Linked DNA regions of Mus musculus: all the other regions are linked to region 3. The links are chromatin loops, found by intact Hi-C in ENCODE. Cell type or tissue: left cerebral cortex. All regions are shown on one strand. Region 1 overlaps Sparcl1 (SPARC-like 1). Region 2 has its middle 26 kb from the start of Mepe. Region 3 has its middle 4.5 kb from the start of Pkd2.

Region 1 (2,500 bases), 340 kb after region 3:
CAGAGCAGCAGAATTTCAACTCCAATAAACGTGAATGTGCTTCTAGGCAAAGCAGCCAAGCTGACGAGGGAGGGGGGTGGAAGAGCTAGCTCCTCTTGGGCATTTGTCAAACTTTTACCTCCTGGCTGTGTGCAAGGAGGGGACTCAACTTCGGCTTCAAGCTACCAAGGCTCTGGATCCAGCCACCTCTCCGCAGGTAAATGTTAAATTTGCTTATATTGCCCAACTGCATGCGTTAAACTGACTTCCCTGATCTAAAAAGACTGCTTGATGATTCTGCTTAAATAATTCAAAGCCATGTGTTTATTTTTATAATCCCATTTGGAGTGATTTATATGAAGGAAAAAGGAGAATTTTACTTTGTGTGGCCATGTCTCTTTTCCTCCTACAAAATTAAATGTCGAGCACTAATAAACCATAGTTTTCGTAATGGCCAAACCAGAAGTATAGATTTCAAAATTTTAAAAAATGTGTGTTTGCCATGTTTAAATTACCTAACTGTATCTGTCACTGTCATGGGCCTGACAGCTGTGTAGAAGTAGAATGCTTTGTTTGTTTGTTTGTTTGTTTTTCAGTTAGGAAATATCTCTAACAGTACATTCTTCTTCGGTTACTTTCATATTATCCTTTCCCTCACAGTTTTCACAGATCTCTCTCCTCCTGCTACCTATCATTTGTTAAGAGGTGACAAGGGGACAGGGAATATGCCCGGTTCCTCATTACATCCTCTCTAGAAAAACACAATGCTAAAGGAGAAGTCAGGGCTAACAACTGTGCTGTCTTTGAGAAGGTCCTCCCATCTGCACCTTCCCCAATACAGCACTTCCTGCGAGCCTTTCTCGCTCATTCCTTCAGGAACAAGATCACCCTGCAGTAGAAAACTATAACCCTGCTTGCAGCTGCCAATCAATACAGTTGAAAAAGTACCCGAGAGAAGTCCTGCAGTATAGTCTCATCTGCAGTGCTTTTTGTCTGCAAAGAGGTTAAATGTGCCACCTTGACATTGCAGACTCCTCTGGGGCAGACTCCAGCCACACAGAATAGAAATGTACCCGCAGTGGGGAGAAAAAAATTTTACCCTCTCCTTTCTCTTAGATCCCAGGGTTTTGTTTTCAGTTTACAGCTCGCTCCACTAAATCTTTGTTTCTGACTGGTTTCCTTTGTTTTTCTTAAAGACACCCCCCACCCCATTCTTAGGAAAGATTTAAAGTTTGGATCGTCTAAGTGAAGTCCAATCAGGTAGAGCAGTCTGTTTCCTCTGCTTGTCAATCACCGGACACGACTTCCCACATCTGGGGAAAGAATGTGTGCGTTGTTTGAAGATCGTGCCCCCACCCCCACTTTTTTCCAAAGAGCCATTGAGCAGTTAGAACTCTGGGGTGGTTTCCTTGCCCTTCAGTGTCTTGCCAGCAGGCTGTTATGGCACAGGCCCACAGTAAAACAATAAATAGTGGCGACAGATGAGGTGCGCGGTGGAGCATCTGGGGAACTCGAGAATGTCCCTTACATTCTCTCTTGACTCCTGTTCTTTCTCAGCTGACTTGCAGCCAGACATGGACGTGGTTGCTTTGGTTAAGTTGAGCTCAATGTCCAAAACATGTTGGATAACACAAACAACTTGTCAAAAGGCTTGAGGTGTGTTGGACTTTCTTATCACCACGGAACAATCTTTAGTGGGTGAAAAAAAAAAGAAAAAAAAAGCCATAAATCCAGGAGAAGCTCTTACGGGTCTCCCAGGATGCCTTCTGCAGAGGCTCCCGGGGTGATAGGACCACCACCTAGCCACAGCCTGTCTCTTTGTCATGAACATCAAAGGATTTACAGAACTCTGCACAAAAGTGACTGCCTCAAAGACAGCCAATGCAATTAACATGAGAAAGATGAAAAGGGCCCTGGTTCATACATGATGACCATACAGCTCTGACTTCTGTTAGACTACATAGGCATGGTTTATCTGCATGCGAAGTGTCACAAGAAATAGCCCAGGGACTCTGCGCAAATGACTTTGTCATAAGAACCCTTTGTTGTAACCATGAATCAGAATCATAAAATCAATAGATACTGCAGAGATTGAATGGGAGAATGAGCTGGAAAATGGATGTATGCCTCGTATATATTGATGATAGCAAATATGAAAGTATTGGTCTGGCTATATTTCACTACTTAAACTCTGAAAAGGGTGTGGACGCTAGGCTCCCCCTTGTACTTGTATGCTCTGCTCTAACAATCTTCAGAAAGCAGACTGAAGTCTCCAAGACAGCATAGAGAGTGGACAGATAAGGCTGCCAAGTCTGATAGATACACCTGAGTACCAACCCCAACACACACACACACACACACACACACACACACACACACACACACACACGCGCGCGCTGCTGCAAGCTCTGTGAGCTTAGCCATCATGTCACACCTCCAGGCTTCAGCTAACCATCTCTTAGGCAAAGGATACCCACCGGTGATTTTGTTATAAGAATCAGATGAGGTATTTATTAAACAC
Region 2 (2,500 bases), 100 kb after region 3:
ACACATGAACTGATTTCTAGCCAGGGAGAAATGACCGTTATTTTGAAGTTGCTTCTGGGAATTTGAGAAACTCTGTCAGAGCTAGTATGCCCCTTTAAATCACCACACAGTGCCCAAGCAGCACATGCTAAAAATATAAATTAACCACAGGTTGTCTAATAACCGATATTTTTGTGAGTGTCTGTTGAATAGGACGGGGCAGCCACAGGAAGCAAGGGAAATGAGGTGAGACAGAGGGGTAGGAGTTGGTATTGCTTTTACTCGTTGCTTCTGGAAAGGTTTGTATACAGTGGCCTTTACAGTGTTTGCTGAAACCCACCCACAGAAGGAATATTCTGTTCTGTTTGAATTTGAGGGGGAAACAGGCTGACATTTCCGGGACTTCCTGGTCTGCTTCTCCAGCCCGGAAGAGGCTCTATCCCGCCCCTGAGTCTTGCTCTGCCTCTGACCCACTGTGGACACACTGCTTTGTTGGCTTAAAAAGGACATTCTGTTCAACAGTCTCTTATCCTTTTGTAAAAACGGAAACAAATAACAGAAAAGTAAGTTTCTATTGCAGAGAGGAGGAAGAGCAGTGAGGCTGGTCCTGTGTGTGCCTGTGTGTGCCTGTGTGTGCCTGTGTGTGCCTGTGTGTGTGCAGGGCTGGCTTCCGAAGTCTGAGGGCTCAAAACAGGCCCACACATGAAGTGCTTTAATTTAAAAAGAAATTGGAATATATACATATATATATACACATATATATGCATATGTATATATATATGTAAAAGCTTTATGCTTTATAAATACATATGTATTCCATATATATTCCATGTTTATATATATACATATATTCCATATGTTTTACACACACACACACACACACACACACACACACACACACATATATATATATATATATATATATATAGAGAGAGAGAGAGAGAGAGAGAGAGAGAGAATATCTAAAACTTACGGTCTTATTCACGTTAGCAAAAGTGCTCTTCCAGTGAACTATGCACCAACACATCAACTTGAAGTTCTTATAGTCATTTTGAGCTGTTGATTTGTATAGAGACATGATGGATGCCCTGGGCCATGTGCTCCTGCAGGTGTGATATGCAGAGCACAGGATGGAGTGGTAGATAGTATAGGGCATCCCCCAGTCATTTGAACAGGAAAGCTTGTGTTGCTTGTACTAGGAGGCACTCATTATGCAGTAGGTCCTGTTTCTTTGTGGGTTTCCACGGTTTTCATTCCATGAATAGCAGCATGCCTGTGTTAGTCAGAAGTTGCCAGGAGAATACAACCAGTACAAAATATGTACATATGGAAGAGGAGGCTCCTTATGGGAACTAGTCACTTAATTTATGGGAGCTGAGAAATGCCATGGTACACTGACTGTATGCTGGTGGTGTGATTCAGTTCAGTTCTGAAGACCTACAAACTGGGAGGCTGCAGTGTGAAAGCCTGAGTCTGAAGGCCAGAGAACTCATGTCCTAGAGCATAGCTGGACAATTCAGATAGAAAGTGCCCCCTTCTTTCACATTCCTGGGGAAATAGACTCACACACACACACACACACACACACACACACACACACACACACACATTGACATTCAGTGTATTGGATTACCCTAATGATTTTATTTAGCTTGCTCATTTGAATTCTCTCCTCTTTCAGAAACACCTCCATAGACCTGTGATGGCTGCTCTTGGTTGTAAACTTGACATAACAGGAAAGAAAAACCTCAACTGAGAAACTGGCTCCATTAGATTGGCCTAGAAGCATGTCTTGGGGGCATTTTATTGGTTGTTCATTGATGGAGGAGGGCCTAGGCCACAGCGGCTGGTGCTATCCTTTGGAAGTAGTCCTAGGTTGTATAAGTGAAGCAGCCCAGCAAGCCCAAGGGGGCAAAGCATAGCATCGTTCCTCTATACTCTCTGCTTAGCCCTGTCTCCAGGCTTGTGCCTTGTGTTCCTTCTTCAGATTCTCTGAATAATGGACTGTAAGTTGCTTTTGGTCCAGGTGTTTATCAAGCAGCAGAGTGTACCTAAAACCGATCCATTCATCAGTACTGTTTATAACTTACCTGGGCATCTGTTAGCCCTGACAAGCTGATATTAATCATGACAACATCCTTTGAGAGTTGGCACACATGAAGTGGCATGGTGATGTGGTGTGTGTGTGTGTGTGTGTGTGTGTGTGTGTGTGTGTGTGTGTGAATATAGCAGCAGCTACTCTGTGGGAGTTCATTTATGAAGAAACATGAAATGCTTCTATCAGTAGTAGCTACATTAGCGATTCTAAACTGATCAACTTCCTGAGAGAATAAGGAAGTGATAGCTGAATGGGGTTGCCATGAGTTCTGAAGGCATTTCTAAAACACTTTCAGGGATGTAGTGGTAAACTCCCTAAGATACACATTCAACAAGATTCCACTTGAATACACGTGTAAGCGTTGGTAATAAGCAACTCTAGAGCATCTATTCAAGAATCTCCAGAGGCCATTGATAAAATGCG
Region 3 (2,500 bases):
AACGTCACACGGTAAATGCCATGTGCTATTAGTGCTACATTCATGTTTATGTTTCAATCATATTATGTTAATCCTATTAATATGATTAATTGTATTAATGAAAGATATCAATTATTTTTTGATCCACCATAATTATTCTTTGTTCATCTCCGCCTTAGCTTGACGATGTGTTTGTTGAGAACAGGGGGGCTGTAGCAAACTCGAAATTGTAGAGAAAATACTTCTTGAGAATCCAGTGTGCATGAGACACATATCTAGGAGCAAGACACGATCTCTGAAATGGGCAAAATCTAGTCCTTGTGTGTTAAGCAACAACTGAAGCTTAAGAATCTTTTGTCATAGAGCTGGACCTTTCCTGGCTCTTTGGAATGGGGGTGAGAGTTGTTTGCTTGCCTTTTGGGTTATTTTTTTTCCAACTAGAAGACAACTGGGCACTGAAGAATATGTTCCTTTTTTATTTGTCCTTGGCCTCTCTTCCTAGTATGTGTGAAGTCTTTGCTTTAAACAGTGCCGCATCAGTGGGGGGAAAAAGTGACTCAGCCAAGGAAGAAACAGAGCAATCGAATTCACTCAATTACTTTATATTTACCTTGAATGTCCAATTCTGTGTTTTTACTTACACAATAAAATGTGATTCTTGTTTGGATGGGTTGGAAAAAAATCAATTCAATTTAGGCAGATTCTTCATGGAGTTGTGTTCTTGTTGGAGAGATTGTCCCCGTGAATATAAATAATAGCATGAGTTATCATGTAGCATCTAACTAATATGGAAGTTTCCAGCAAAGAGGGAATCCCTAGGTTGAAGTGGTTAAGAAAAACAGTAAGACCACATCATAGAAGGCTCAGTTGATGCTGATAAACAAATCACAAAGTTAGTAGTGATAGTAGGACTTTTTTTTTAACAGTGTTAATTACTTAAAACAAATATGAAACATTCTTCCTAAGATATCACCACCCCCAAAAGTAATTCAGATGGTTAAAATGTGTCTAAACAAGTAAGTAATTTAAGTTGGTTTAAAATGTATCTAAACAAATAACTTGGAGTTGGATGTGTATTTGCCTCATTTTCACTTGCAAGAAAAGTAATTTTGAAAAAAAAGAAAAGAAAAGTAATTTGGGAGCTGGAGAGATGGCTCAATGGTTAAGAACACTTATTCCTCTTCCAGGGCTCCTGAGTTCAATTCCCAGCAACCACATGGTGGCTCGAAGCTGTCTATAATGTTTATAACCATCTTCGGCTGTGCAGATATGAATGTAACTAAAGCATTCATATATATATATATGTATATATATATGTATAACATGAATAAATTTTTTTTAAAAAAGGAAGAAAAGTAATTTTAAGAAAATCTGCAATTTTAATGCACCATAATTCAAAAAGCACTGGGTTCCTTTATGCTGAATCTGGCTTAACTTTAGTCATGAGCCCAGCTGTCCAACTCTTCGTTCTTTCTGGTTTGCTAATGCCGCCCGCTCTGTTTTTACTTTTACTTTACTGGGTTTATCCTTTGCAGAGCAACTAACTCAAGCAAGGCCCAAGGCTGTCAGATGTTCTCCCGGTGAACAGAGTTACTTCCTTTAAAGAGTCATTTAAAACACGCTACTTCTCATAAAGTTTTCCTTACATAAAGTAAGACATAACACGTTGTGGTTTTCTTTGCCTAGCTACCACAGTCCTTTGTATCACATATTTCAGTAATTGGATACTGTGAGGCATGTTGTGTATATCATGGATGTTGTTTGGTTTCATTTCATCTCTGCCGTGGGCTTTTCTGGGGACACACTGCACAAATCGCACACATAGTCTGGGTACTCTGTAGACATCAGAGAAACTTGTGAACAGCAACCTTGAGGAGAGTCTACTTAGATTTGGCACAAATACGTCCAACATATGTTCAATGCTCCTCTGTTAATTTGAATGTTTATTTATTAATTTTCCAGTGAAAACTAGTGAGACAGACACAAACTGAGTTCCTGTTGGTTCGGACGTCTCCACCTTCCATAGGAACTCCAAAGAGTTCCTGGCATGTGTGGTGTTACTTAGCAACTCACCAAACAAACTGTTTTCCCTCATTTCCCCTAAGTATGTATTTATTTAACAACGTTGTAAAATAACCTTTTACCACTCAACATCTGAAATAATTAGCAGAAAATCTGATGTTTGTGCCACTGTAAGAAGAAATGTTAGCCGGTTTTAAAGCTTCCCTTTAGTCTCATTTTATTGCTAATAAAGTGAGGCTCAGATTTGTGGCATTCCATATCTGGCTTGCATTTAGATCGACCTGCCAGTGTCTGTTATCTTGGCATCAGCCTTAGCTGGCACTGTGGTGATAGAGTCCAAACCTCTCTGTCCTAGTTTCCTGTTCAGAGTAATGAAGTTAAATACTTCATTTTCAGATCCCCGGTGGAATTCAGATCGAATGCTAATGAGGAAATATTAACAAATTCACCGAGCCTTTAGTGAACGCTCACAGACATCAGGTGTCTTGGTGGATTCCAG

Evidence for each region. Hi-C counts contacts between places; a loop is a spot of excess contacts. Peaks named below come from ENCODE experiments on the same cell type or tissue, not always from the same donor. Only the 100,000 strongest peaks of a DNase experiment are listed, where the experiment ranks them.
Region 1: it touches region 3 in a loop (4-fold over the local background); 4 of 42 quality-filtered maps call a loop at or near these places.
Region 2: it touches region 3 in a loop (2.9-fold over the local background); 22 of 42 quality-filtered maps call a loop at or near these places.

What each region holds. Positions count from the first base shown.
Region 1 is chr5:104,111,073-104,113,572 of GRCm38, reverse strand. It overlaps Sparcl1 (SPARC-like 1), which reads left to right. Exons shown (of 11, transcript NM_010097.4): 1 at 1-196. LOC330143 (a long non-coding RNA gene) reads right to left here. Exons shown (of 3, transcript XR_003955771.1): 3 at 1-1,668. Among named protein-coding and RNA genes, the nearest start is that of Sparcl1, 1.8 kb to the left of the region's middle. In left cerebral cortex, a CTCF peak has its summit at 1,428; DNase peaks (open chromatin) are centred at 898, 1,363, 1,920 and 2,365; H3K4me3 peaks cover 2,500 bases; H3K27ac peaks cover 2,500 bases.
Region 2 is chr5:104,349,986-104,352,485 of GRCm38, reverse strand. No RefSeq gene overlaps it. Among named protein-coding and RNA genes, the nearest start is that of Mepe, 26 kb to the right of the region's middle. In left cerebral cortex, no CTCF peak of the experiment used is centred here; a DNase peak (open chromatin) is centred at 1,263.
Region 3 is chr5:104,453,729-104,456,228 of GRCm38, reverse strand. It overlaps a transcript of Pkd2 not described here. Among named protein-coding and RNA genes, the nearest start is that of Pkd2, 4.5 kb to the left of the region's middle. In left cerebral cortex, no CTCF peak of the experiment used is centred here; a DNase peak (open chromatin) is centred at 1,465.